2 separate regions of the Mus musculus genome follow, and region 1 is linked to region 2. The links are chromatin loops, found by intact Hi-C in ENCODE. Cell type or tissue: left cerebral cortex. All regions are shown on one strand. Links, peaks and the distances in the headings refer to the core of each region. The heading gives the core; the rest is flanking DNA.

Evidence for each region. Hi-C counts contacts between places; a loop is a spot of excess contacts. Peaks named below come from ENCODE experiments on the same cell type or tissue, not always from the same donor. Only the 100,000 strongest peaks of a DNase experiment are listed, where the experiment ranks them.
Region 1: it touches region 2 in a loop (2.3-fold over the local background); 2 of 42 quality-filtered maps call a loop at or near these places.

What each region holds. Positions count from the first base shown.
Region 1 is chr3:34,208,384-34,224,302 of GRCm38, reverse strand. No RefSeq gene overlaps it. Among named protein-coding and RNA genes, the nearest start is that of Gm52623, 50 kb to the left of the region's middle. In left cerebral cortex, for the core only: no CTCF peak of the experiment used is centred there; a DNase peak (open chromatin) is centred at 6,982.
Region 2 is chr3:33,843,003-33,858,921 of GRCm38, reverse strand. Ccdc39 (coiled-coil domain containing 39) reads left to right here and starts at 14,612. Exons shown (of 20, transcript NM_026222.2): 1 at 14,612-14,817. The coding sequence starts at 14,728. In left cerebral cortex, for the core only: a CTCF peak has its summit at 5,657 (motif pointing left); a DNase peak (open chromatin) is centred at 5,657.

The DNA of each region.
Region 1 (15,919 bases), core at 4,948-9,947, 360 kb before region 2:
GAGGCCCATTGGACACGCAAACTGTATATGCCCCAGTACAGGGGAACGCCAGGGCCAAAAAGGGGGAGTGGGTGGGTAGGGAAGTGGGGGGGAGGGTATGGGGGACTTTTGGGGTAGCATTGGAAATGTAATTGAGGAAAATATGTAATAAAAAATATTTAAAAAAAAAAAAGAAATCTCCTCTGCCTCATGCAAATTCTCAGGACATGGGCAGAATATAGCCAGATTCTTTGCCAAAAATATCAAAGAATGCCCTGTGTCTCCGTAGTTGATAGACCCCTGTTCTCCTCTAAGGCATCTGGAGCTTTCCTGCTGAGTTCTGCTGTCAGCATCAACACTAACTTCTTCCAGGTTCATATAAGAATGACCCACTGAGCTCTGCTGACACTACCCAGCGGCTTCTCCAATCTAAAATCCCAGCATCTTGTGCACTCCTGCACAAAACAACATGGCCAGGTTCTCTGTAGCCATAGCCCACTTTCCTGTTACCAGTTTCTGTATTAGTTGCTTTTCTGTTGCTATAATAAAACAGCATAACCAAAAGCAAGTCAGAGAAGAAAGAAATGTGTTTTGGCTTACAGTTCCAAGGGAAAAGAGCCCACCAGGGTAGGGAAGCCATGACATGACATGGCATGATATGACATGACATGACATGACATGGGCAGGAACGGAAAGCTGGCCGGTCACATTTTTTGCACTCGAAGGAAGTAGAGAGAACAACAGGAAGTGAGACTCTAAACACTTAGAGCCTGCCACTACTGATGTACTTCCTCTAGCAAGGCTGTACCTTTTAAAGGTCCCCTAGCTTCCCCCAGACAGTACCACCAACCAACCAGGCACTAATTGTTCAAATACATGACCCATTGGGAACACTACTCATTCAAATCTCATCGCTGGAGAATAAAAGCAGCCATCTTATTTTCTCAAGGAGACTTTAAGTTTCTATAACTACTTCTCTACCATTTATCATCTCTATATTACTATATTCAGAATGAAAGCAACCATTTTGGAATCAGAAACGCCTTGGTTTACTGAGCAATGGTGGCACACACCTTAAATCCCAGCACTCAGGAGGCAGAGGAAGGCAGATCTCATGAGTTTGAGGCCAGCCTGGTCTACAGAGCAAATTCCAGGACAGCTAAGGCTATACAGAAAAATCATATCTTCAATGTCACACCCCCTTAAAAAGCCTCAATTTGGGTCAGGACCTATCTTAATTAGCTGTAAAACCTCAAGTGTGATAACTAGTGACTGTGGGCTTTACTTTCCCATCTATAAAATGGACAGAGTAGTCTCCATCTCCCTTCTACACTAAAAGTCTAATAATGGGTCAGGTGGCCTCTCCTTTACTTTGCTTTTCTCTCTCTCTCCATAGCAGAAGCATTTCCTTTGTCAAGTGCTACTGTCTGGTGTTGGGGATTGGTTCAAATGCTTTGAATTAATCCGGTCCCCAAAATTTGGAATCTGTGAACACTAAAGGTCCTTGTTCCTAATTAGGTTTTGATCAATCAATAAAGAGCCAATGGCTGAGCAGGTAGTCTGAGGCAGAACCTTTGGATTGTAGGTGGGGGCTAGGAACTTGAAGGAAGAAAGGAGAATTGCCAGGATTCAGAGGGAGACAGGTCAGATTTAGAGCTGCAGAAGAGAAAGCCAACCTGCCATGTAAGAATTCGGGTAAGTGGCCACTGGCCACTTCTCTGATTGGGCCTGGGCGTCGCAGGGGAGAGTTTAGGCATCTCAGGAGTACCGGATCGGAGCATTTGCCAGCAGGGGAAGGTTAAAGAGTGTCCAGCCTTTGAACTAGTCATGGCATGTCAAAAATTAACTGGTGTGTGTGTGTGTGTGTGTGTGTGTGTGTGTGTGTGTGTGTGTGTTGTTTCCTTTGTGAATCCAGATTGCTCCCTGCGAGCGTGCAACCCACCGGGAACCAAAGCGGTGTAGCTAACTACCGCTACAGTCTGGCCTTGTCCAGAACAGCTTCAAATTTCTGCTTATATTGACTTAAAATGAAAAGCTAGAAACAGCTGTCTGTCAGGGAGTCCCTCTTTCTCCATGCTTACTTTCTGTCTGTACACACTGGATAACAAGGTCATCCCTCCCTCCTTGTCCCTAGAGATATGCCTTAAAGCATCGCTGGAGAATGGAAGCAGAACACCATGCCCGTTTGTGCCTGGCAGCCCTGCATACAGTACCAGCCCCAGGAGCTGACCTGCTCACTGGCATTGTACCTGTGCTTTTTGAAGCATTTTACCGTAACAGAAATACTAAGAGGTACTGTGAACGTCTGGCGGGTCTAACGGCTATGGGTGATGGACAGACGGGGTGGTAGTGTACCTAACAGATATGCTACGAGCATCAGATTAGTGTTACAGGGATCGAAGAGAAGTAAATTGCATTATAAAATTAGAAATAGCACCCAAATTAGAGCTTTTAAATTGCTTATCTCTGGAATTATTCAGCTTAATATTTTATGATCACGGTTGACTGCAGAAACTGAAACCACACAGGATAAAAAGCACAAATAAAGGAAGATCTTTGTATGTTGTGCTTCCTGCAGGAAAGCCAACTCATTCCACCACAGTGTACCTCATATCACAAAAACCTGTTCTTTCGTAATGAAGCATTCTTTGGCCAATACACGGCTTTCTGAACATGCCATTATAGACCTTCCAGGGTAATGCAGCTTTATTATTTTATCTTAGGACTCTGATTTAAACCCTAAGTATTTGAAGGAGATTGACAGGTCATTACAGCCACTGACCAACTACATACCTGGATTAGGATCAGAACTCTATCTACAGACCCATGACAGAATCTGACCAAGAGCCACCGTAAAGCCCAGCTATCCAGAGAGCACAGCCTATGCAGTCTGAGACATATACGGGCCTTCTCTCACTCAGAAAGAAAGGATCTATTTTCTCACTAACCCTTCAAATGTGGGAACAGTTCTTGCCACCCTATCCCCTCTGTGAGCATAAGAAATGTCACACGTGGACCCAAACCCAAATCATAACCACTGGGCTTCCCTGCTCTCTGACAGTTAACACCACTGCGCACACATAGTCTGTCTGTCCATTTACAGAGTGAGATTCCAATGCAGGTTTTGTCTCTGGAATTAGAAGAGCCATTGTTATCAGACCGAAACACGTCCTATACATTTGCTCTCTACTTTGGCCTCAGATCGGCTTCTCCTGTCTTCCCACACACCTCTGCCTTCCCGTGTGGAACTAACCCTCTCCCTTCCCAGAGAAACCTCGAGAAGTCTAAGAATGACAGTCATTCTCTGTCCCCATTTCTGACTAGAGAACAGATCTTTCCTGAAAGCTTGGGATGAGGAGCTAAAATCCCAGAGCCCTGAGGACCTGTGGTGGCCAGAAGTCCCTCTCTAAGTAGTGGTTGCTTACTACATTCTCTCTGTCACTCTGATTATTCATTAAATAAGTATGAAAGGAAGGAAAAATCCTGCCATTTCGGACCACTGAATAAGAGCATGAGACAATGGTATAAAACCTGAATTGTTTTGAAATTTTCATGTCAGGCTGAGATATTTAGTTTTTCCTTGTATTCATTTAATTATAGTTAACTAGGCAGGAATGGCCCAGCTAATTGTATTTTTTTTTTCTGATTTTTAAAAGTTGAGCATCCACGAGCCGTGTATTTTAACCCCTGTTTAACCAGAAACAAATCCCAAATAAAATGAGGTACAGAAAAAAAATACACAGCGTTCTAATTAAACTCCATGCCAGCCCACTTTGAAAATGCCTAAATATTAAGGGTAAAAAATCAACCAACCCTAGAAATGTAAGAAATGCAGATTTAATAACAGTTAATTACTAGCAGGTGTATTAGTGCCTCTGTGAAACACTCCTTTTATCTCCCTTTCAAGTTCCAAAGCAACCATGAAAGCAGTATCGTGGATAATGAAATACAGGAATTAATTCTTGATTTCACTGAGGTCTTGGACTGAGATGTCCTCGCTGACAAGAAGAAATGAACAGTAGTGAACAACTAGAATTCTCTCAAGATGACCTGACACATTCATGTAAAGTAAAACAAAAACAGGAAAAAAAAAAAAAAAGACTATAGTTGGTATGCCCAGGTTGCCTCTGTAGGAGAATTTCCTCCTGGGATTCTTAGACTCACTGAAGGGTGACTCGACTGCCAACAGAGGTGCCAGGAGGTCCCTGAGTCACCTCACGCATGGCTGACTTGTTCCATCCCAGCCACTGTCACATTCTGGCCACAGAGAAATGAAGTTGCCTTTGCAGTCGACACCCACTTCAACACAGTGTTAGATAAAAGGGCTAGAGAGGCATATTGCTTCCACGCAACAGCGATCACACCCGTACCACAATGCAGGCACCTAATCTGGATTGTAAGGAAAACAGCCCGTGCCCTTCATCTTCTTGAAAAACTCAAGAGCTAAACTGGGTCCGAGACGAAAACCTTTGCAAGTACAAGTACGGCATCACCTAGCAAGAGAAGCCTCCCTTGCTTTGGGAAGTAAGAGAGGCAAAGAGTGAAGTTTCCCAGGGGAGCACTGGAGAAAAAGTCACAAGATCATCACTTGGGGTTATGTGGGGTGAGGTGATGGCTTGGGTGTGAGAGACAGGAACTCTGCATGCTTCCTGTGAGGATGGGAGGTAGAGATTGTCCTGTGACCCCCACATACTTTGAACATCTTTGCAGTTTTTAAACCAGAAAACAGCCGTCCAGCTTCAAGCCTGAGCGCCCACATGTAAGCTCTTATGGAAGCCAGAGCCTGTCTTCCATGTTCCCCTAAGACATGGTCATATCACTTCACTTGAAGACAGTCCACCCTCAAGCCCACCCATTAAACCCATCATTTAATGTTAACACTAAGTGCAAACACAGAGGAGAGTATGCATCCGTGCTTTCCTTTTCCCTTGCTTTGTGTCAGTTATTAAAGACACTGTACTTCTGGAAGACAGTAAGTAGAGTCCTTTTTGGAGCTTGGCTCCACAGGCAGTGAGAACACAGCAGCTCTTCTATGTGGTCCTTTATTGGAGTGTTCCAACTCCACTGGCAAATCTTGAGCCAGGCTGGGGGTGGATGGGCTCACACAGCTTCTCTGGATATCATTAGCTGTTTCCAGACCCATTGCTCTGCACACTACCAGCATCTCTCACTACCCGCCTGTCTTACTCCATCCTGGAAGCAGGAGGAACTCAGAGTAGGTCATGAGAAAGAGCTATTTATCTTGGTACTTTTGCACTGGATAATTGCAGTTGACAAACACATAGTATTACATTATGCCCAGGTGGCTCTGTCCTGCCCATCATTCTAGCGGCTCTGGACATGATGACTGGATTCGACTCCAAGATTCTCAAAATGCATTTCATAGGAATCAGACCCCTTGGCTGCTCCTTGAAAAGAAGACTCCACGGTCAATAAGTTCCAGAAGTATGATATGCCCCGTATCAGGGGGGACTTCATAACCTCATACAAAACTGTGGCGGAAAAGAGAGAGGAGAAACTGCAGAACTCATTTAGTTTCCTGCATCCCAAGTCTAATATCAGCACACCCTTCTCCCCACAATTCCATGCGGCATTAGAATTCTACAAAATTCTCTTGTATGCTTCTGAGCCTGGATCACTCAGGTTGTTAGATTATAATCTACATACAGAGAGAGACAGAGACAGAGAAACAGAGAGAGAGAAAGAAAGAGAGAGACAGAGTGACAGGGAGAGAGAGAGAGAGAGAGAGAGAGAGAGAGAGAGAGAGAGAGAGAGAGAGAGAGAGAGAAATTGAAACTATGGACATGGTTTATAGGGATGCTGCACAGACATCCATTCCTGTCAGGAGAATGACCTAAAGGTACACTGCTCAAACTCCCTTCTCAATGCCAGAGCCATTTGCAATGAATAACCTGAGCTATGAACACAATTCTCTTTCTGTGCATATAGAACATCTGAGGGTGTTTTAAGGCTATTAGATGGTGAAATGGATGAGTAACGGAGGTTTGGTTTGAATTTTTACCCCTTTGGGACATTTGCAGAGTCGCATAAAGTCTTTAATATGAGGGTATTTTTTTTTAAATATATAGGAGCCAAAAATCTGTTCATTCTGCTAAGTGTTCAGTGACACCATCCACGCACATCTAGGCCATTCCTGCTGCCATTAATCATCCCTGTCTTCTGTCAAAGGCCCCAAATCTTCAGGATTAGAGCCAACCATTGCCCCACAGTAATTTTAGAGTTGTCTCTCAAGCAGAGAGCCACAGAGCCAAACCGATACGTTTTCTGACAGGAAAGGCAGCACATTGTGTCCTTGAAGCTGCTGCATAAATCCAATCAAGGTCAGATGACATGGAAGGAGACTCCTTCAGCACTCTTAGGGGAACAGCCCAAGCCATGCTGCAAAGGTGGTCGGATGGCTGAGCACTGGCTCAGGAAAGTGACCTTTGTGCGGGAAGAATGGTCCCCAATACTAGGTGTATGACTGTGTATGCCATGCTCTGGAATGGTCCTGGCCAGAATGTTGTCATCCCATGTTTCTTGGAAATGATTCTGTCCACCTTGACTGTTTGCTGAAGGCGAGGCATTTGAAAGAAATCTAGAGCTAATTATTCTTTGGAAATGAGAGCAAAGATAACTCTTACCTCAACTTTCCCTAAGAGTATGGAGCAGGGAGCTCTGTGGCTCTACTGTCTTGCACAGGGAATCCCCTAGCTTTCTAGCCATGAAGAGAGCGATCATTGACAGGCCCGTGCCACAAAATATACCCAAGCCACATCCCAGGGATGTCCCTGAGGAGGATGCATCCAGAACCAGCAGGGATGAGTGATGGGGTACCAGTCTACTTCCAACAGAGAGGTTCTGCAGAGAGCACCAACCCTCTGACATCCTCGGACAACAGCTGATGTGTGGTGCAGGGTGTGTGTGCTCAGGCTTTAACTCACACCTACACCACAGAAGCAAGGAAAGACAAGAACTCATTCGTACAGACACCCACGCTGGAAGATGAGCAGGAAGTCAGGCCATCTGATACTTGCAGGCATCCATTTGCTGAAATCAGCACCAGCTTCCACATCCAAGTCAGAACACACCAGCAAGAGAAAGCTTTGTCTCCTAAGCCTGACTCCAGAAGCTATTCCCTGCCCAACTGATTCCTTATCAGAACATTGTCCTACCAGGGCAAGCACTTAGAAGGGCTTTCCTGGAATTGTCCCTAAGGCCCCACAAAGAAGTTTCAACTGCCACTGACTGGCCCAGCAATCTCTTACTACCAGTCTCTCCCAAGATTCTCCTGACCCCAAGATCCCTTAGACGACTCATTTCCTTTGTTTGGAAAGCAGCTTTCTCTACATAATTTATAAGTCCTTATTCTACTCATGATTCCCTACAAAACGGAAGTAGCTTACTCATGAGTAGATTGACACTTTTAACACAGCTGCTCCCCAAACTTCATGTAGAAAATGAGAGCCTTAGATACCCTAGATATACCATGGGTGTTGGCTTTCAGTGGCCTTGTGAACACAGCTAGCCCTGGGTTCTCGAGACTATCCAAAACAGCACACACCCTAAGGCTCTGTGCCAGACCCACGGCAGCTCCCAGCTCCCAGCCTCAGCCCTCTGTCACTATAACTCTGCCTGTGTGGGTCTGTTGTTTGGAAAAGGAGTCTAGCCCATGTCACCTGCTTTACTCCTGTTTTGTAGCACCCCTAGACTCTCCCATCTGTGACTACATCTGCGAATAAACTAAACCCACTTTACTTTCACCTTACTTGTAACAACTGCTTAAGGACAGGCCCTCCCTCTGACAACCTGGTTCTGTAGTGTCCTGCCTGTTCACAAGATGCATTGCCAAGCTGACCACTCACCCACACCCTCCTTTCCAACTATGACAGAAGACCTGGGAATCATCCACTGCTTCAATTCCAACTCCTTTTGAAAGTAATCACCCACAGAGGTGGAGATAGTTCTGAAGCAGAAACACCAATGTCAAGACTTTGTGACTCTGTTCCTCTAACTGGTCCACGAGAAACTGCCCTGATGACCTCCAGAGAGCAGCAGGCCACCTCAGCCCTTGCATACTAATTTAAAGTCATTTCAGTCATGGAACTTGACTGGTTATTTATCACACACACACACACACACACACACACACACACACACACACACACACACACACAACCCTGCTCCACCCTATTCTTCCCTGTTGGCATCCAACATTCAAATATCATACTCTACTAGTTCTGCACCTATGTGGCACCCGCACCATCCCAAGTTCCCATTCTCTGTCACCATCATTTCTTACCTACGTGACTCAAGACTCCTGGTCAACCTTTGTTTTCTAGCCCCGCCCTTGCTCTCTCTAACTGTGGTAATCTCTGTAAAATACAAATACGTCTATGTCTCCCTTCATTCGAATGCACAGGCCTCTTTTCCCTTTAGGATGAAGGTCTCGTTCATGAGGACCCCCTGTCATACTTTAGGCTGTTTGTCAATGTTTGTCCTCATTCTCCTCTCCCTCAATAGTCTGTGCTGAGTGTGCCACATTCTGTCATCTCTGGGACTTCACATGTGTCCTTCTCAACTCAAAATATTCTGTCTTCACTCAGCCATCATGTGTATCAGGGTGAGCACCACCTTTTCCAAGAAGCCTCCCCTGAGCCCTCCTCATGAACTTCCTGGCCTGAGTGGGTGTACTCTCCCTGTTATCCTGCTTAATAGGAGCTTAAAAACTCTGTAGAGTTGAACCCTCTGTGATGTAAAATTCATAAACACCCTTTACCTGCAGCAGACTAAAGATGTTCACTCACTCGCTTGCCTTCAGTTTACGGCAGATTATTTGCATGAAATAATGCTCAGTAAAAAATTTTGGTGGGTTAATAGGGGGTTGAAGCCTCCTAGAGTTTTTTGTAATGATCATTGTAGCCTTGAGGGGCCAGGCTGGTTAGGTTCAGTCTAAACTCAGTGCCTTTCCACAGGCAGTGAGTCTGACGAATGAGTGTTTTCTCATCATGCCTTTGGGACTACCGTAAGTCAAAGGTAGACACTGTGTTGAGGCTATATGTTCTAAAGGATGTTGCCAGTTGCAAAATCTGGGTAGAGTATTAAATGAATTACATATCTTGACTTTTGCTAATTATCCATAATTCTGGGATGGGGGAGTTGCAATAATTTTTCTACTCTAAAGTATACCCAGTTTGACAGTTTCCTGGTGAGCACTGAATCAGGAAGCAACCTGGGTTGGTGTAAGGGGGGCACTCTCGCTGAGCTCTCTGCTTTATATAAAGGGCCACGTAAGGGGTAGGTCAGTGAAGTGCTTGCTCTGCAAGCGTGAGGACTGGAGTTCAGATCCCCTGGCACCCACTTGAAAAGCCAGACATAGTATGCATCTATAACCCTAGCCTTGGGGTGGCAGAGAGGGCAAGATTCCTGGGCCTTGCAGACCAACCAGTCTAGCCAAGTCGGTAGGCTCCAGGCTCCCTAAGAGACTGTCTCAAAACACAAGGTGGAGAGTGACTGAGAGAAGTACCTAGCCGTCACACTCATGTTCACACAAGTACATGTGAGTCTGAGCACCCATGTACACACACACATGAACACAAGTACATGTAAGCCTGAACACTGCTCTCATGTACACACTCATACATGTGCACAAAAGTACATGTGAGCCTGAGCACTCATGTGTATACAAACACACACACACACACACACACACACCACCCTTACAAGGGTCATTTAATGACTCAACAAGGATAAGTCCCCTAAAATGCTGCAGGGCACAGATTTGCCCTGATTTTTGACTGTACTTGATACAATTCAACACCTCGGTAAGGCTGAAGAGCAGTAACTGCATCGTGTAAAGTACTTATCAAGTAATTATGCTATTAAAATGACACCCGTCAGTCAGTACACACATTGTCTTTGTCTCTGAATTCTTTGTCTCCTCTGTTTTATTAGTCAAAACACTATTTTCAGCACCGTCCTCATGAACGAAGAAATCTATATTTAAATAACGTTATTAGGCAGTAAGATAAGCCTCCAAGGGGGAGTCAGAGGAACCTGGGTGCACCCTGGCATCTGGCTTTTGTGACAAAGATCCAAGCTTCATGCTTTCTAACCCACTTTTCCCATCACCAAAGCTTGGTACTTCTCATTGCTCACAATTCAAACCTGTCAAGAACAAACATGGGCAGGAAAGCACTGGCTATCCACGTGGAGCCAAATCACTAATATAATTGTTTAATTAACTGGAATTTTGAAAGTAACTTATAGTCTTTCCAACTTAATTCAGAAACATTCAAAGTTCTTATTTCCAACCAAATGTGAATTTCGGGAAGTTGTAAGTATGTTTACAAGAAATAAAATAACTAAAAATTTTTTTTTAATTATACTTTTATATTGCTCAATCATACTGCTAAGTTAGTTAGAGTTAGAGGGATTCTGGAGGAGACGTGGCTAACAATACTAAGACACCATTTCTCCAGGGAAAAGAACCATGGCTATTGTGGTAGTCTGAATATGCTTGACCCATGGGAAGTGACACTATTAGAAGGTGTAGCCTTGTTGGAGTGGGTGTGGCTTTGTTGGAGGAAATGTCCTCAAGCTCCACCCATTGTGGAAAAGAGCCTTCTCCTGACAGTGTCCTGGCTGCCTTCAGATCAAGATGCAGAACTCTCAGCTCCTCCTCCAGCACCAAGTCTGCCTACACAATGCCATGCTTCCTACCATGATGATAATGGACTGAACCTCTGAAACTGCAAGCCAGCCCCAATTAAATATTTGCTATTGTAAGAGTTGCCTTGGTCATGGTGTCTCTTAACAGCAATGAAACCCTGAGACAGCTGTGTTCATCAGTCATATATTGAGCATTTGCAACTATTTGAAATATTGACATTCCTACAAGGACAGCTATTAGAAATGCAGGAGACTAGGATGAGGAGCCAGTGGGTAAAATGTCTGTCACACAACAGAAGCTCTGGACTTTAGATCCCTAGCACCCACATAAGAAGCCAGGTACCCATAATCCCATTATTGGAGAGACTGAGGCAGATGGAGGCCTGGAACTTGCTGGCAGCTTGTCTGCCAGATCAGCGACTCCCAGGCTCAGTGAGACTCCATCACAAAGCACATAAGTGAGAAGCAACTGAGGATACCTCCAAATGTGGACACACACACACATACACACACACATACACACGTACATAACCATAGGCTACATATACACCAAAGTCTGCAAAAGAGCAAGAGCTAAAATTAAAAATAAAGAGAGAATTTGGAGAAAAGCAACAAGAAAGGGAAAGAGGTTTATTCAGCCCTGAGTTTCAGAAGAGAGAACACTAATCTTTTTTTTTACAACCCAAATAAGCAAAAGATTCATAAAACATGCAAAAGATGTGCACACTAACCTACCCAGAAGATGTTTTGTGAGTTTCTTAAAAGAAAAAAGTTCTACCTTGCTTCAGAAGTGTGAGTTATAATTATTAGGACAGATAAAGACCATGAAAACCCATCCAGTTTTCCCAAGAGGAAGCCATTAGAACCTCGGGGTCAGCAGGAGTTGAGTGCAGAGTGCAAGAAGAAATTACTCAGCAGAGGGTCAAGGAGGAAGGTGGAGGTAAGGCAGCGTGAATGAGGACCTGCTGGGGCTGCGACAGACGGATGAGAAGGTCTTCTGTTGAACAATAGGGGAAAGTTAATAGATTTGGGAGAAGTAAAAAAGGAAGGGAGAATTTCAGAGCAAAGTAACAAGGAAAAGGGAAGAAAAATATTCAGCCCTAAGTTGCAGAAGAGAGAATGCTGGAAATGGCATAGGACAAGCAAGGCAGAGTGGATTAATAAGACAAAAGAAGAAGCCATAAGAAATAAAGAGAACCTGAAAAGCTGGGAATATGAACCAGATGTGGAGCACTTCCTAGTGTATATGTGTGTCTGTGCTAGCTTCAATCCAAAAGAGATTGTGGGGTCGGGGTGGGCGACACATGCAGGAGAATCAGGACAGTAAGATCTTAAGCACTGGGGAAGGAACTAAAAACTAAATCTGCCAAGTTTCAAAAGGAGGATGCTGTGGTTGGTGGTGGGGTAACAAAGCGAACAGCAACAGACTAGGATTGAATTATTGCTCAGCATCACAAGTAGGGAGACTGGGTGCAAGCTACACCTCCCCGGGAGCGGACTGGGGACCCCAGGATAAAGCCAGGAAGCACACACAGACAAGGGGAGCTAGTTCCAGCATGGAAAGAGGGTTCATTGGGTGTAAACAGGGAAGGGATGGGGCTGTGGAGGGAGGAACAGGGATTAAGTTGTCCTTAAACACACAGTTGTTGAATTTAATTTACCCCATAAAGTCATTTCAAAACAAGGGGAATTGTAATATGACTTTTCAAGGGTTTGCTCTCTAACACAGTCTACCCACATTCATGAGTACTGTACCCCACAATGGTGTGTAAATTCATCTGGCACCCCTAAGTACCGCCAGCATTTCTTCAGCATGAGGTGTTCCACACTCGCTACTCCCTCCCCATCTCTCTGACTTTATTTGTCATTCATTCTTAAGGCTTCCTTCAGAAACTCAAGCTGTGACAGGATCCAACCACTGAGGACACCCAATCTTGCTTTATTATAAACTTCTGACAGCCTGCTGCTTTCTTTTCCTTTTTTTAAATTTTATTTTATTTTTGCTTTTCTTCTGTGTGCCATGTTTAAGTCCATGTTCACATGTACGTGTATATGCCAGTGCACATGTCTACACATACATGTAGAAACCAGAGGCAGACTAGGGTTGTTTGAAGAAGAATGGCCCCCATAGGCTTGTGTATTTAAATGCTTAGTCATCAGGGAGTTGCAGCATTTGAAAGGATTAGAAGGATCAGGAGGAGTGCTGGCATTGAAGGGAGTGTGTCTCTGGGAGTGGGCTTTGAGGGTTTAAAAATCCATGCCAAGCTGGGAGTCTCACTCTGCCTATATCACAATATAGCTCTTAGCTACTGATCCAGCACCTGCCTGCATTCTGTCATGTTCCCTGCTATGACTAAACCTCAGATACTGCAAGCAAGTGCTCAATTAAATGTTTTCTTTTAAAAGCGTTGCCTTGGGCCTGGTGTCTCTTCACAGCAACAGAACAGGAACCAAGACATTGACATTAGATATCTTTTTCAGTCACTGTCCACCTATACTCTTTTGAAAGACAGGCTGTCTCACTAAATCTTGACCTCAGTGGTTGGCTAGATAGTTACCCAGGATCCTCCGTTCTCTTCACCTCCAGCACTGAGATTACAAGTGTGCTTGCTGCTGTACCAAACATCTCTCCATGAGTGCTAGAGACGGAACTCAGAGCCTCACACGTGTGCAACAAGCACCTTACTAGCAGTTACCTCTCCAGCCCTGACCTTGAGCTCACTGTAGCTGGGGATTCGTACAAATAGCCATTGCTATTTCCTGACTTTGGATGAAATGTGATGAGATGCTCCAAGTCTTGCCACTTGACTTCCTCAGCAGAGTGGACTGACTATACCATGAACTGTGAGCCGAAAGCAACCCATTCCCTCTTAAGTTGCTTTTTCCTGGGTGGTTTTGTTGTTGTTGTTATTGTTGTTGTTTTGTTTTGTTTTTTGTTTTTTATCACAGGATGGTGTATGTTCATTAGCCACTATGCACCTCTGTAGTGATCCTTACACATGTACAAGCAGATTATCTTTATAAGAACCAATGGGGAGCTTGCTATTTTACAGATAGAGAATCTTAGGTGCTTTTCACTTCTTCTTGAACACAACCTTACTTGGGGTTTTAAGATATCCAAAATATTCAAATAACATTAAACATGCACAAACATACACAGTAATAAACACAATTCCTCTCACCTACCTCTCCACACACCTTTGCCAGCTGTGATGGTTTGTATATGCTTGGCCCAGGGAGTGGCACTATTTGGGGAGGGTGGCTCTGTTGGAATAGGTGTGTCATTGTGGGTGTGGGCTTCAAGACCGTCATCCTAGCTGCCTGGAAGTCAGTCTTCCACTAGCTGCCTTCAGATGAGGATGGAGAACTCTCAGCTCCTCTTGCACCATGTCTGCCTGGATGCTGCCATGCTCCTGCCTTGATGATAATGGACTGAACTTCTGAACCTGTAAGCCAGCCCTAATTAAATATTGTCCTTATAATGTTGCCTTGGTCATGGTGTCTGTTCACAGCAGTAAAACCCAAACTAAGTCACCAGTGCACCATGACAAGCTTAGCCCATTCTGTCCACATCCTCTCCTCTGGCTCTCTGGGTCATCTCATGCACACCTCAATCACTCGGTCACTGGGTGGATGGAACCTTAGGCTCTGGCCTGACAGCTCCAGTGACACCCACCTGGGAAACACTGGCCAGTTCCTTAAACAGTGCTGCCTCACATTGCAACATAGCTGCTGCCTGCTCCAAAATCTATTGATTAGAAAGTCTTAGTCTTCCAAGCATGGTTTCTTTGTTTGTGATATGTGTGAGTGTGTGTGTGTGTGTGTGTGTGTGTGTGTGTGTGTGTGTGTGTGTGTCTGTCTGTCTGTCTGTCTGTCTGTATCTAAGTGTACGTTCGTGTGAGAGCATGTATATTTATGTAAGGATGTGTGTGAATAGGTATGTGTATTCATGAGCCCATGCATGTACTTATGGAGTGGAGGTTGTGAGTCACTCATACCTCTTGAAACCTAGCCCTATGCTGGATTCTTTCTGCCCATTAAAATCGGACAGAAACACTACAGTGCAGACTAAACATGCCCTCTCCAGTCCTTGTTTACTGATAGTCAGGTCTCTGTTTGGTGCCTCTTCATCTCCACATTCAGCCTTACATGTAAGCCTGCTCAACTCTTCCAGCCTTGCTAGAACCTCAAATTGGGGTCTTTGACCACCTTTCCCCACAGTAGTGAAAAAGCAGGTCTGCTCATACCTTAACACCTAGCAGGTTAGTATCTTTGATTTGGACCAAGTTCTTAGCTGCTAGAATTCATGACATTGTCTGGGTCTTCCTTCTGTTTGACAGCAAGGAACCATCTAAGTACCAATTCACAATTTAAATACAAAGGAACAATCTAAGCCTGCCCAAGCTGGGACAAAGCCATCCTTGGCTAGGTAAGAGTCTGTCCTGATGGCTGTCCTATTTGTCTTGCAGTCCACCCACAGCTCCCTAACCTTTCCCAACCTTCTCTTTTGCCTTTAGATTTTCTACTTAGAGCCAGCAAGCTGGTTCAGTGTATAAAACACTGGCCATATGAGTCTGACAAGCTGTGTCCCAACAGCAGAACACACACAAGAAAAGGGAGAAACCGATTCCAAAGAATTTTGTACACACACACACACACACACACACACACACACACACCATATGTGCATGCACGAAAACGCGTACACATGTACACACACATACACGCCCATACTGCAACACATACTTAGACACACACACTTTCTCTCACACATACACACACTCTCCCACACTCACATACAGATTGACACACTCACACACAAACAATCACAGACACAATGATGACAAGTTATGTTTAATGTTATATTCTCCTCCTTCTACGGGATCACCTTTCAACACTGTGATGTCATGTATCCGGTAGTAATCTACTGAACTGGGTCTATTCTAAATTACTCATGCTTTTTACAGACCATGAACGAAAAGGTATATTCACATCCCAAACTCAATCAAGTGTAAACCCAAAGCATGCATGTGAGTCTTTCTCTTGACTTCCCATGTGGAATGAAACTGTCATTTCTGCTGAAACTTAGCATACAATTATCTGGTTTTTTTAAGACACAAAAAACCTAACATTTATTTAGCTTTAAACATATGCCAACCATCTTATATAATTATTTAATAGTTATTATCCTCATCATTATCATCATTGCTTTCCAGAAGAGGAAATGCAAGCCTGAAGAGTTTATTTAGTTGTTCAAGGCCACTGTGAG
Region 2 (15,919 bases), core at 3,552-8,551:
TAATTTAAATATGTTAAACTTCTTCTCTGTTTTGTGTAAAATGAGGTGATGGTAAGTATCTACCCGGTAGAAAAGTTGAGAGGCTGAGATGAGATGGCACAGACAGAGGGGGTCACATGACTTAGAAAGAGAGAGAGAGAGAGAGAGAGAGAGAGAGAGAGAGAGAGAGAGAGAGAGAGAGAGAGAAAGATCAAACCAGGTTGCTGGTCTTTGTTCTGAGTCCTTTCACTTGAAAGAAAAGGACACTCAGAGGTCAAGGCCTGCATCCTTGAAGCACCAAGGTCAAATGACAAGGGACACCCAGTGGGCAAAAAGAAGTACCTGGCTCTAAGTTATTCACTTGTTAGGGCTGGTCAACCAGAACAGACATTTTAGGAAGACGTATCCAGCAAGTATTAACAGTGACGTGCACATTGGGACCAAGAATGCTCGTGAAAATTGTCCTCAAGATTGGGGGGGGGGGGCTATTTTGAAAGAGAGAGGGGGAGAACACAACATAACACAAGGGAAAAACGAAGCAGTGGATATGCAAAGGAAAAGCACCGTGTGCAGGACCGTTGGTTGGTGCCATGTGCAAAAGAAATGGATGCTCAAGTCAAGCAACAAGATGTGTTTTCATCTTGTGAAGACCCAAAGAACAAATGACCCTGACCAGGAACATGGTTCCGGGAGAACTTCCTCAAGATGCTTAAGTAGTTGAGCGAGGTGTGGAATGAAGCAAAGCCTGCCTTCTCTGAAGACTTCAGGCCTGAGTCCCTCCTCAGCAATGGTCTTAAGTTGGATAGAACTTTCCATGGGTCAGTGCCAGTGACTGAAAGACACTGACTTTAGAGTGTGTCTTTAGGCCTGGCTTTAGTCATCTTGAGAAACTTAAGGCAGAGCAAAGAGTATAGTTACTATTTATTTATTTATTTATTTATTCATTCATTCATTCATTCATTCATTCATTCATTTATTCATTTATTTATTTACCAAGAATGGAATGGTGGGAAGAGAGCTCCCAGCTGCTGTTGTGAAACACTGGAAATTTTTATGAAAAACATTATTTGTAGCATGCATTGTAAGACATCACGGATGATTACAAAGAAACTCACTCAAGTCCTTCCCATGTGTTTGAGAGAGGACTTTTAGGGTGGAGGGTATCAAATTATCTTAGTGGGTCTTCACTAGAGACAGGAATACACTGGGCAACTCTCAGGGTTCTGTTCTTTCTATGATTTGATGATTTTAAAAAAAATTGATCTTACAAAGATCACTTTGGCTTCTTTTCTATTGCAGCTACCCAAGGAATAGCTGTTACCTTGACAACAAGGGACAGTCCTAGGTTCCTCATATGCTAATAGGAAAACAGCCAATTTTCTTGTTCATAAAAGAAAACTGTTGGCTAATCTCATTCTCTCTCTTTCTCTCTTCTTCTCTCACTCTGTTCATCCCTCCCTCCCTCTCCCTTTCTTCTAGTGTTCCTAGTCACGCTACAATGAACTTCACTGAAAGGATAAACTGGTTGATATCTTTGGAATTTTCACTGATACTGGAGAAACTCATTTACAGAGGAGTTGGGAATGAGACAATGCTATAAGCATAAGAGGAAATGAAAGTCCGTCTTGGAGAAGAAAATGAACTGCATAAGTTGTTTGGCTTGTGGCAGGATACAGCCAACAGAATAAAGATTCCAAGAGGCACAGACTGGACCAGGAGGAGTAGCAGCTTCCTTCCTGTGTAATTCTCCCAAGAAAAAGATTGTATTAGACTGAAGGGAACTAATGAGAGTAAAACACCCTCTGCAGTGTTCTTCATCCTAAATGCTGGACACCACAGGACAACACACACTATCACTTCCTATCCCTGGTCTTTCTGTCTCCATGCTGAAGCCTGGAGGTACCACTGATGATGTACATGAATACTTCCAGGTGCCTGTTGGTGGTAACATAATTCTGATGACCAGAAGACATATGAGCATCTAAAACGTGAGGCAAAAACACTCTTGCAAAGTAATCCTTGGGAGGTTGTAAGCACCGTGCTATTCATCATGCATTTGGCTGGAAGATTTGGGACTGGAAACTGGAGACTTTCCATAGGGCTGGAAGATCATTATCTTGCTTTGTCTTACTTTCAAACACCCACAGAATAGGACCTCTTCCCCTTTTCCTTCTCTGAGCTTAGATCATTATCATGTGACCTCTTTCCCATTTTCCCCCAATTTAACACTACTCAATTTTCCTGCTTGTAAGGGGGAAAAAGTGTGATCTGGTACCTTTCAACCTTTCCTGTCTTATCATGAGCCTCTCTGGTGCAAATGCCTCCCTGTGCCTAGCAGGATTGGATTTGTTTTTCCTGTTATCATTTTTTTTCTTTTTTTAAAATTAGGTATTTTCCTCATTTACATTTCCATTGCTATCCCAAAAGTCCCCCATACCTCCCCTACCCCCCTACCCACCCACTCCCACTTTTTGGCCCTGGCATTCCTCTGTACTGGGGCATATAAAGTTTGCAAGTCCAATGGGTCTCTCTTTCCAGTGATGGCCAACTAGGCCATCTTTTGATACATATGCAGCTAGAGTCAAGAGCTCCAGGGTACTGGTTAGTTCATAATGTTGTTCCACCTACAGGGTTGCAGATTCCTTTAGCTCCTTGGGTATTTTCTCTAGCTGCAGAATTGGATTATTTTGTAGCCCCTCTCGATCCCCTTTCCACTGCAGGGACTTTTACTATAAACCCAGGTTTTGGGCAAGAACCTTTCTTCCTAGGTTGCTCCTTGGCCCTCATTTCTTCCCCCATCAAGACAAAGCCCCACCCTGCTTGGTGAGCACTCTGTGAGTGCTTAACAAAGGTTCTGGAAGCAGTTCAAATCCACCTCTGCAGCAACAGTAACTTGTTTCCCACTGACTCAGGGGAACTCAGGTCTTCTCGATTCCTCTAGCACAGTGATCTGGGTTGGGCCAGGCATGTCACTAGCACATCAGGGAATGGATCAAAACACAGGATCCTAGATCCTGGTTGTCCACAAAGCATCTCATGAAGACTCAGGTGAGGCCTGAGGGTCAGCAGCATTTCATAGGCTCATATTGAAAATGCTGCCTTGTTTGTGGGAACAGTTCTGAGAAAGTCTACCACTGTAGCTGGGGTGGGTTGTGGAGGCTGCTTACGGTTACAAGGTTTAGTACAGTCAGGCTCTCCTTACACAGCTCTAGTGCCTGGGTGAAAATGTTCCTGGGTTGTGGAGGCAGCTTCTAGTCTATTTTGCTCACAGATGTGTGTCACTGACATCAGACAATGTACCTGACATATTGTTGGTGATCAGTGATCTTCATCACAAGGAATGAATGAATGTTGACAGTGCTGAGAAGCCACACCTAGATAAGCCAGTCCTCCCTGACCTGAACTCTTAGCCATGGAGCAGAGGACCCTGAGAACAGGAGTTTAATAAGTACAGTGATGCTGGTGAAGCAAACTCAGGACAGAGCAGCCTGGCAGGAGCTGAGCTGGATGAACACATGTACCAAGGCTAATGTGAAGTAGAGCTTGAACAGAAACAAACAAACAAACAAACAAACTGATCTGGGCTACAAAGAAAGAGCTGGAGAGAATGAAAGGCAAAGCTGGGATCAGGTAGGACCCAGTCCATAAGGGTCAAACCAAGCTTAGAAGCCCTGGGGAGCAGGTGGCATGAGGTGTGAGGATTAAAGAAACCCATCATGGCTGAGATATGAAGATGGCATCAGAGGTCTTCTATGGAAGGTTTGAGACTGGCCAGGGGCCACTCCCATGGTCAGTTCTCTAGTTGATGGCCTTGGAGCAGTGTGCTGGCTACTTTATGTCAACTCGACATAAGCTAGAGTCATTGGGGAAGAGGGAGCCTCAATTGAGAAAATATCTCAATAAGATCAGGCTGTAGGCAAGCCAGTAGGTTATGTTCTTATCTAGTGACTGATGTGGAAGGACCCAGACCATTGTAGGTGGGGCCATTTCTGGCAGGTGGTTCTGTGTTAAAGCAGGCTAAAGAAGCCATGGGGAGCAAGCCAGTAAACAGAATGCCTCCATGGCCTCTGCAACAGCTCCTGCTTCCAGGTGCCTGCCCTGCTTGAGTTCCTGTCCTGACTTCCTTTGTTGAACAATGATAAGCAAGTATAAGCCAAGTCAACCCTTTCCTTCTCAAGTTGTTTTGATGGTCATGATGTTTCATCAAAGCAGTAGAAACCCTAGTTAAGACAAGAAGGAAGATTGTGTTAATGTTGAAGAACCTCAAAAAGTGAGGATAGCTAGGTCTGGGTTCATGCCTTTTATCCTTAGGCAGCAAGTTCCAGGCCAGAGCTACATAGTGAAATGCTGCCTCTGAGACAAAGAGACAGAGACAGAGATAGGGAGAGAGAGACAGAGAAACAGAGTCAGAGAGACAGAGAGTGTGTGTGTGTGGGGGGGGGATAAGAAAGGCTGATTCTAACACAGGTCAGGTAATATTCTCTCTGTATCTGTCTGTCTGTCTCCTGCAACACCCAACTCCTCACCTGTGCAAGCCTGTCTGAGCTTGTTCACTAGCTGGTAAAAAAAAAAAAAAAAAAAAAAAAAAAAAAACTTAAATGAAGAGATGGGTAAAGAGGAACACAGAAGACATGTGGTCACAGGAATTGTTGCTCCCAAGTCACTGTGTCTGTATAAAAACAGAATCCATAAAGGAGTCTAGTCTACTGAGTGAACTCATTTCATTAAGCCTCTGGTGAGTAGACTGAATACCTGCCTCGTGACTGGCACTCATACTAGCTACTGCTTGCTTTCTCTTTTGATACACTGAAAAAGAGTGAAAGAATTTTCAAAGAGCTCACTTTATGAAATCATATCACAGAGAAGCAAATCAAAATAGTGGCAGTAGGGAAATAATCAGTTGACGCCACCTTATTCTTAATTTACAGTAGGATGATATTCTCACAACCTCTTGACAGTGTTGAATAATTGCATGCTACAAACCCTCCAGATAACAGAAGGCAACATGCATAACTTCTGGTTCAAATTATATGTTTCATTTCCTAGTCCTGTTTAGAGTCAGTAAGTAACATCAATTAATTAATTATGGATTCCTAGGTGATAAGGGTTATCTGTGATTTCTATTTCTGCACACTGCCATTACTTCTCTAAAGCATTTGGTCTTTGAGAATTCATAATGAACATTTTTAGATGTGGTTAGTTTAATCACTGGTTTGTGTTTACAAAATTTTATATGGTTGCAAAGTTGAAATATATGTAATCTCTGTAGAAGATTGATTTATAAGTTGATTTACATGTTGTGTTATTAAGCTTACATTTTGTTTATAATTATTACCTTGACTGTGGCTGCTTTATGGCAATGTCAGCTGTGACATTTGGAAAAGTAAGAGGGATTGGACTATGCTTCCTGCACTCAGGTATTTGTAATGTGGAGTCAAAGAGAAGATGATAGCAGGCTGCTGGGTTACTATTTGATCCACAGTTATTTGGGGGAGGGACTTTTCAAGTTCATCTCCAATGTTGCATCCAGATGTGTTGGCCCAGATGTTGGGACTAATGGTCTTCATTGTACTAGCAGACTTTCATGAAACTTTGGAGCGGACAACACCAAGAAAAAGATAAAAGGGGAAAAGGCATCTGTGGTGCCTTACATATACAGATATGTAGCACCATCTGCTGGATTCCAGCAAAGTGAGACCAGCAGAACACACATTTCCACCAGCAGTGAACTGCTGAGTAGGCCAGACTCACAGAGGACTGGCTTACTCACACCTCAGACTCTAGTTTATGAATGTTGGGAAGACTTTAATATAAACAACTCTTCTATCCCTGGTTTTAGGAAAAAGTCAGAGGACATTGTTAGATATTGTTTATAGTCATACATCTACATAGCTGACTATACAAACACACACATATATATATAGATACACATGCAAACATATACATACATACATGCACACACACATATATACATGCATAGATATAGGTATACACACATGTACACAGTACACATATACACTCATACACACATACACATTTGTATATACACAGATTCATGCACATACACAAATATGCACAGAAGTTTATATACATACATACTGACAGACACACATGTACACACACATATATATCTGTATGCTGAGTTGGGCATGACCTTGGTAAAGGTGAAATGACATAGTTTCTGTCCCTGGGTTCTGTGCCAGCAGGCATGGCCTTTCAGGAGTGTCAATGGCTGTTGTGGGAATATGGTTTGTTTGAATAATAATGTACAGAAAATTTTCACATCTCTCCTTCAGGGAATGTCCTCCCTGTTAATGTTAATGACTCCATGATAATCAGACAGTATGAATCTGGAAGGTAAGGTGTGACTAATTTCCCAGCAAAATGGTAAACACTGGGACCTTCAGGACAGTCCTTAAGGCTGTGGAAAAGAGCTCAAAAAACTTGAATCCAAAAATATATAATTTTTCAACTATGCAAAAATAATGATGCAATGTGAATTATATGAGGGACTTCACAAATCTAAAGGAACAAAAGCAGGGTGCTGTGTGCCAACCTGTCAGAAAGATACTTAGGAAGGAGATGAAGAGATTTAGGAAGTGATGATTGAAGGATATCCCACCCAGTTAAGGTTTTTGTTTATGCTTACAAGAGCAAGAAGATTTCTGAGTTCAGGGTTAGCCTGGGACAGAGCAAGGTTAGGCCCAGGCATTGTAGAAATTTTAGAGCAGGGTCCTACCCAGCTAGCTTATTGTCTGTGGTTAGTAGAGGTAGGCAGATCTCTGAATTCTTTCGCAATTTTTTTTTAAAAGTGCTTGCTGTCTTCTAAGAATCAAGGGCTGTGGTAATGGGATGCTGGCTCATGGGGTAATCAAAAGGGAACTGGGGTAAAGACTGAATTGATATCGAAATCAATAACTGGGCTTTTGATGTGCAAGAGATGAGCTATCCAGAGAATTTTTAGTACAGAAAAAAAAAAGCTGTCTAGAGTAGAAAAGAATACAGAAAAGTCTGAAAAGCTGTCTTAAGCAGAGAGCTGTCTGGAGATCTCCAGAGAAAGCAGAACATAGAGAGGGCAAATCCAGCAAGCTGTCTTGAGGGGGACATATGCCTTCAGCTTGAACCCATAATTTGACTTTAAGTTGTTTGTTTTCAACACTCCCAGACACCCCTTCTCTCAGAACCCCTTTCCAAGCTGAGGCTAGTCCTTGGCATGTGTGCATACACCCATACCCAATGCACACACATATTCATGCATACCTACATACCTACCTTCACATGTACACACAACACTGTGATACACACACAGCTCACTGTTACCTAATTTCATCATTGAACATAAACATACACGGACTGCACTCAGGTACTTAGTACTTCTGCAGAGCAGTGGCTGACACTGGAAAAAGAAATCCTGTGACTATGTAGTTCAGAAAAGATATCAGGAAGTATGTGATTAGAGCCTGGATGGAGTTAGGTGACAGAGCACGTATCCTCCATGTGCAGTGCCCTGGGTTTGGTCCTATGTCCTGGAAAAAAAAATCAGTCATTAGAGAAGTCTTTTTATTGTTTTTCTTCATCAAAAAATGTTTTCTTTAAATAGAACTATAGCCAATTTTTATGAGAAAAGAATATATTTAGGTCACCCCGTTCACTAGCTCAGCAATGATTAAGATGTTAACAGGAACCGGAAACTATGACTGGAACAATTCCATTGCCATCGGAGATCCTGCAGCTTCTCTACATTGAGGTTAATGCTCTGTGATAAGAGCTTGGAACCCACACTAATGCGCCCAGAAAAAAAACATGGATATGGCTTGTGTGAAGGACATATTTCACAGAGTGCTAGTCACTGGACAAGAGCCACCAAACACATGCAACACAGAAGTCATTGGCTTTATGACAGTCTCCTACGGGCATGTACTTCATCTTCCACCCTGCGACAGGCTGCACAGCCTCACACACCAGCTAATGTGTAATTCTGTACACACCTTGCACTCAGACAATCTTAGAGTGTTTTTCTAATTCTGCTGTGGATTGATTCTCAGTTTACTCAGGTACAACTATATGAAGAACTATATAAAAGAAGATCTCAATAAATGGAGATATGTACATTTCTGTGTGGTGAGACAACTTAATAAGCTCTTAAAGTCTCCTCCACATCCAACATAATTTCAGTGAAAGTCCTTGGGACAGCCCCATTTAATGACAATGTCTCAGTCAGTGTTCTATTGCTGTCAAGAGACACCACGACCAAGGAAACTCCTATAAAAGAACTCATTTAATTGGGAGCTGGCTCACAGTTTCAGGGGCCTGATCCCTTATCGCCATGGAGGGAGCATGGTGGCACACATGCTACTAGAGCAGCAGCTGAGAGCTACATCTTGACCACAGGCTGAGAGGGAGAAAGAGGAAAACTCTGGGCTGGGTGTGGGCTTTTGAAAACTTCAAAGTTTTTGAAAAAGTTTTTTTCAAAGCTTTTAAAAACTCCCAATGAGCTGGGGCATGGTGGCGCACGCCTTTAATCCCAGCACTTGGGAGGCAGAGGCAGGCGGATTTCTGAGTTGGAGGCCAGCCTGGTCTACAGAGTGAGTTCCAGGACAGCCAGGGCTACACAGAGAAACCCTGTCTCGAAAAACAAACAAACAAACAAACAAACAAACAAACAAACACTCCCAGTGACACATTTCCTTCAGAAGGCCACCCCTGGTCCCCTAATCCTATCAAAGAGTTCCACTTCCTCTGGACTAAGCATTCAAGTATCTGAGCCTAGGGAGGCTGTCCTTATTCAAATCACCACAGATGAGCCGGGTCCTGGCCAAGATATCCCAGTGTTTTAGGAAGACAGCTGCTAAGCCTGATGACCTGAGGTCCATCCCTAGGACCCACCTTGTGGGAGGAAAGAACCAACTTCTCAAAGTTGTCTTTGACCTCTGTCCGTGACATACAAACGTACACACACACACACACATACACGCAGGGATGTGGGGGTGAACACCTTTAATCCCAGCAGAGGCAGGTCTCCTGTGAGCCGGAGACCACTCTAGTCTACACAAGTCCCAGAAGATCATAATAGAGAAACCTTGGCTCAACAAACAATCAAACAAACATTTTTTTTTTAAATAATTTCCACACTGGCAATTCAGCACAGTGAGTAAGAGTACCTGCTGTGCAAACTATACAACGGGAGGTTGTTCCCTAGGTCCCACAGTGGAAAGTGAGACCTGAATCCTGAAAGTTGTTCTCTGCCCTCCGCATGCACGCCACACCCTATGTGCAGTTAGCAACTCACAGACACACACATTACACACATACACGCAGCTTACAATTACATATGTCAAGAATAGCACGTAATTTATTCTGAGGACATTAATGGAAGGGCCACAGATTTTGTCACAAAGTTTCTTCCCAGGGCACAAAACAAAACATAAAGATAGCACAATGCCCATGAACTGATGTGGCACACCTAAGTGGACTGACAGCTCTCTGACAAAGCTGGCTAGTTAGGCCAACTGTCACCACAGACATCAAAATGAAAAAAAAATGCAGTGAGAAATGGTCAATAAGACAGGAAGGAGTGTGTTTCCTCCCCTCCTGGCTGGCTTCCCAAACATGTTGTCAATTGACAGGCCTGGGCCAGCTGTGTCCAGGTTTTTGGTCTCTTATTCAAAGGGTTGATATCAAGGCACAGAATTTTAGCCAGGTGACTTCAAAGCAAGGTGACAGTTTAGTTTAGATGCACTGTCAAGACTGACATTGGGCTACATAGATGGGGGTACTCAGGGCCTGATTATTGCTTTTGGCTATTTTGGGGTTCAAGAGAAAGTCAGTGTCTAGGGGCATAGTTGGGGTGTTTGCCTTGGATGATGGAAGCCCTTGCTCAGTGTTCACGCTCCTTCCCATGACCAGTTATGCATAGCCATAGACAGTAGACCAGAGATTCTCCCTAAAAAATCTCACCTCGAGGACACGGTTTGCCCTACTGTACATGCACTCCAAACCAGTTTATGCCAAGCCAGCCCTCCTATCCTCATATGCATTAGAAATCTGTCAGAATGGAAACCATCTAAATTTGATGGCTATTATGGATAGAACTTATTCTTAGACAAGAGGGTGTACACACATCAATGCAGATGAACATCCTGGGTTCTAACAGGTGGCTATGTGCATTGTTCAGGAAAGAGCGTGTGAACATAGCACATGCAAATGAGGGTCCTGGGTTTCCCAGTGACTTGTCAGAACACTGACAAGATGCACAGTGTCTAAGCCAAGTGGAGTCGGGTTGCTAAGCTACACCCTACGCTTGCCTTACTCACTGGGTCCTGGCCACTCTTAGCTCTCTTTCTTATACTTCCTTGATGTAATGAAGGGAACAGCTGCTTCCACAGGCAATCCCAGTGGGGCACTGCCTTCCACAGGCCCCAAAGTTACAGGACTAATCTAATGTGGGGTGAAATTTCTTACTATTACCCCAAAATAACCCTTCCCTCTCCTTAAGTTGATTATCTCAGGTACTTTGTTACTGTTATTGGAAACTGAATAACTTTGACCAAGGTCAACATGGTGCTTAGATAAAGGGAGAGACTTTAAATAAGTGAACGCTGACGCAAAGCACTTTCTGATTCTAGAACAGCAGCGGCTGATCAAATGTGACGGACATATTTTGAAGATAAAGTTGGCAAATTTAGTAGTGGGTTGAATCTGTGTGAAAAAATACTGTATTTTAAGGTAATGAGACTCACTCATAAATGAGCTTACTCGTTCAACCTACAGCCAATTAAGCAGGTGCCTCCATTTGCCAGGCCTTGTAACCGAGCTCCTTTTCCCTGAGGCCTGGTGTACTGTGGCTGCAGGAAGCAGCAGCAACCTTAGTGGTGCACAGGACCTCTTTCTTCATGAGCTGCCCTTAGGGATCTTAGAGATTTCCAAGGGATGGTCATGATTCTGACAGTATGCTGTCTCCAGTATGGAGTCTAGACATGTGCAGGGTGTTTTGTATGAAGCCTGGGCATAATCAGGATTCATGTTGGCTAGGTTACCATGTCCACACTTACCAAGATGCAAAATAAAGAAGATGGAGCTCACACCATGCACTGTACTCAAGTCCCTGGCTGCCACATCTCAAAGAAGTCCATCTCAAAAAAAGTACAGACTTAACGAGGTGAATGAAGAAGCACTTGAAGACATGGCGCCTGGGAAACGGGCCTCCCAGGTGGCTATGAGGTCAACTCTGGAGGCTTCCAGAGCACGGTCTCCTTAATCATGTTCACCAACACAGCAAACACATTATCCAGAAGAAATAAGTGCAGTTCATACAAATTAATTAAAGGTTAAAAGTCATAGCACTGGCTAGGCAGAGTAGTGCACATCTGTAATTCCATCACTTGGAGGCTGAGACAGGATCACCGTGAGTTCATGCCATAGTGAGTTTACATCTTAAATAACAATAAGAAGAAATAGCATTGTGGATGAATAGGAACAAAATATATTGTATAGAATTCTAAAAAATTAATATAAGGAAGAAACTATAAAACTAAATTCAGCAAGGTAACAGTAGGATTAGCTAAGTTAGAATTCACTGTGGTATTATCTATCATCAAAAGCAACATTCTGGTGGGTACGTAGCATGGGAGTAGAGGAATATCTAACCCGTGAGAAGCATTGGGTATGTCCCCTGCTCAGAAACCTTTTCAAAAGCCAGTGTTCTTTTCCCTATACCATTTATCTGTGGAAAGCATGTGTGCAGGTACAGACATTCACAATTTAAACATGGATATAAATAAAACTCAATACTAACTATGTATAAATAGTCTAATGTCTGGTAAGTTATTGTTGTTTGATTTTTTGGTTTTTCCTTTGTAAAGCTGGTAAAATGAACAAAGCAGTGTGTTAGCTTTTGTCTACAGATCCCAACATGGGACTGGCAGAAAGTTGCTGAGGACCAGAACAGCAGCACATGGTCAAGACTGTACAGTAAAGACTGGAGTGGGCCAGGTTTTGACACTGGGCTGCCATCACACCAACGAGTCAGAGAAATACTTACAGGCCCTGCAAGAGTTCAACGGAAAAAAGAACTGCACAGTCAGTCAGCTGTTACATCGCTGGGCTACACGTCTGTTACTGATAATTGTCGATAGTCTAAATATAACAAATATTTGCATATACACCACCTATCCAAATAGACACATGTAGAGTTTACTATAGATAAAAAAAGAGAAAGAAGTCAACTGTTCTTTCTAAAGAAGGAAAGAATCAAATGACCTTCCCGCATTGCAGATATATAAAGTACTTGGCTGGGTTGTATTTGAAGGCCTCTTTCAGCTCTGGTATGCTGTGAAACCTGACTCTTCAAGAATCTAAAAGAGAAAACCCCTGAGATATGTCTTCACTTGTGACAGGAGAAAAGAAAATCCAGTTAACAAGACCAAAGAGACAGTGGTTGACAAGTGCCCCAGGAGCAAGTGACTGCAGTGACTGCTCTGTGGGTGTGCAGAGCCAGGAGGAGGTACCTGCCTGAAGGCTCCCATCCCAGGGGGTAGCAAAGGAGGTCCAGCAGTGGAGCACTGCCTAACACAGCTCAGTCCTGTTAGGTCATGCTAATCACCAGGAACAAACCATTCTGTGCTCTTTATCTCAGCTAAACAAACTTCACGGTTGTTTATTGTGTCCTGCACACAGGTTGTTTATTGTGTATCAATCTGTGTTAGGAGAGATTGTGGGGAGGAGGGAGGAAGTTGGAGAATTTCTGGTGTATATTTTCTCTATACTAGCTTTGGATGCTGGTCTTTAAGCTGCCACCTCTGCAGAACTAGAAGGTTGTAGGGTTAATCATGTGAGGTGTCCTAGAGCTGCCTTTAGCTATGCTTCCTTTTGGGGGAACAGGGTACACATTATAACAGCTGGCCCACAGAGCTAGCCATGATACCCTGCATCATCTCCTTCTTGTCCCTGACTCTTGCTGTAGATAATTGAGATGCTACAATTACTGCCTTTAGCCCCTGACACCAGAAGTCCTGTAGGGGATGCCTCTAGAGAGGCCATAGGGCAATGGCAAGAGCCAGCTGTTGGAGCTGTACTGCTGTGCTGGTTGGGTGCCTGGCCTGCCACAATTGGGCTTGGGTTGAACCTGGCAAAGATTCATAGCAATCAGAAAGAATTTAAGAAGTGAATTAACTTTTCAAATACCAGTGCATACTATTCTCCCTGGCTTAGTGTGTGGAACACACACAACTCAGCAACTGGCACTGGGAAGGCAGTTGGGATATTATGTTTGTCAGCTCACCTTTTGGATGGGCCGTAGGTAGGAGTGTTGTGCTGTGAGCATCTTGCTGTGGATGCCGTTCTGCTCTTATGTTAAAGCTGACTGACTTGATCAGAACTTCGATGGTGTAGAGTTGGAAACCCAGAGCCAAATTATCTTGAGCTATCTTTAGTCTCCTTAATAGCCAGCCGTTCATTGCCCATTTGACCAGGTAATGCTTGTTGGGCTGTACTAACTTAGCAAACCACTAGCTTTCACCAACCCCAAAGCTATGAATGTCACCAGATAGTATTTGAAACCTATGGATAGCACTGACTTCCCAACTATGCTGTTGTTGGGAAGAAGCAAAGGAAACTTACTCCAGGCAGTACCATTTCGTTTTCAGACTCCATTTAATCATAGGGATAAAGTAAATTCAAGGTCCCAGATCCCAGGGAAGCCAGGGGCTTCCCCATAGCTGAACATCTTCTGTTGTAAACGGTTGAGTCTAGACATCTCAGGCACAACTTCTCTGTCTTGCTGGCAGGGTTAAACAAGTTCATATGCTCCTGCCAGCGTCTTTGTCCCCTTATCACTCTTAGCTCTGGACCTAATGTCTTGGAGAATGAATTAAGGACCTTGAAGCCAGGTGCTCTGTACAGGCTCAGTCTCCCAACAGGTACTCCCATGTTTAACACATAATGTCAAAATACAATTGGATAACGCTGCAGTTCCCACCAGCTCCCCACTTTGAATTGTGTTACCATCCTATAACAATGCTGTATAATCTCCCACCCCGTACGTGGTTCAGATCCCAAACTGGCTGCCTCCCTGAGCACTCAGAAAATAAAGCCTTAATTTTTAAATTTCCATCTCTAAAGTGAGTTTTCTCAGCTTCCATCTCAAACCCAATACTAACAGTCTTTGGTGATGTTTTCATCAATGCATTGGAAAAATGCCTTGATTTATTGCTTCCTTTTCTTCTGCAATTACAAAAACGTAGTGAAGCAAGTTTCCATGCGAGAACATGCTATTTGGGGCAGCCTGGATCTGTGTTCCCAGATCATGGTCCCTTATATATGACTTAAGAACAAATCTGAAGCCACTTTTGGGTATTATACTATCCCTCAATCTGGTGGTCGTCCATCCTGCTATCCTGTAGTCCACCATCCTGGCACCCCAGGAGCCTATGCCTTCCATCCCCGAACTTTGTGGTCCTCTGGAGCACCCGAGCTTCCAGATTTGCACGTTTTGGAAGTCCTGGGAGTGTATCTATCCGTGCAAAGAGAGCTGTGCCTCACAGACACAGGCAAGCAAATTCTACCGGCTGCAAAAAGGACAAGGGAATTCTCAAAGGAAGTTCCGCCTTCCAGCCTGAGTGCTTCCTGTTTGGTAACTAAGGGCGCCTGGCTGTTGCTAGGGCCGCGGAATACAGACGGTTAGGCTTGGCTGCGAGCTCCAGGGAACGGTTTTGGGTGGCTTGTCTGTGATTCCTTTGAGCCTCGTACGCCATGTGCAGTGAGTTCTTGTCAGAGCTGCACTGGGAAGATGGGTTCGCCATCCCCGTGGCCAATCAGGAGAACAAGATCCTGGAGGATCAGGTGAGGAGGACCGGGTGGGATTTAGGGGAGAGACGACCAGAGGGGAACAGCTGAGGAATGGTAAAAGGGCTGGTTGAACGCCGCCAGGACTGCCAATGGATGACCAGGTAAAGACTAGGTAAGGAGTGTAAATAGAGGATGCTGGGCTAGGTGGGTATCCAGTGGGAATCCGGGGGAGGGCCAGGGAAGACCAAGTCCCACGTACAGGTGCCGCGCTGCTCATTTGCACCTCTTGTGGCCTGACTTCATCACTTAGATCTGATACTCCGGCCTCCCCACTTTCTCTCCTGCTCCTATCAGTTACTACACATTTGAAAGTTTTATCGAAGCAACAATTTCTATTCAGGGCCATAAAACCCGAGTCTCACTCTTCCAGCTGTTTCAGGTGCCAGCTAGCAGGCCTTTCCCATCCAATTAAGGATCACAAATGCATTTTTGGTGTTTCCTAGTAACCACCATTTACACATGTGCACACACAAGACACATTCTTGCCAGCATTTGTGTTTCTGTGATGTTTAAAATCGCTTGAGGTGCTTTCAAGGAAAACATTTTAGTGAAGTATGCAATATAGAGTTTCAGAGTGAGAATCGAGGTGTCACAAGATGGTGAAATATTTCACATTGTTAGGACAAACCTGCACCAACTAAAATACATGCAGTTTAAGTCGTTTTTTTGTTTGTTTGTTTTTTGTTTTTTTAATTGCAACCGGCTCCACAAAGTTAATGCATCTTTAGCAGTCACCCAAAGTCCCACGAAATGGTACTAGGGTGTGGGGAAGAGGGAACCAAGAATTGAAGATTTGTGCAAATTGACAAGGTAGAAGAGAATATTTTCTGCCCTCTGAAAGTGAGCATAAAAGACTTTTGGGTAAATCTTCTGAGAAGACTGGAACGTTTGGAATGCTCTGCTCTGCTCTGCTCTGCTCTGCTCTGCTCTGCTCTGCTCTGCTCTGCTCTGCTCTACTCTACTCTGCTCTGCTTTGCTCTGCTCTCCCCTCTGGTTAGGATTGGGCATTTCCCCTTAAGGACCATCAATATTAGGACAGATAAAAGATCACTGCTGGTGCCCGAGTCATAGCCGCCAATTGAAGGTTTGGAGCCAG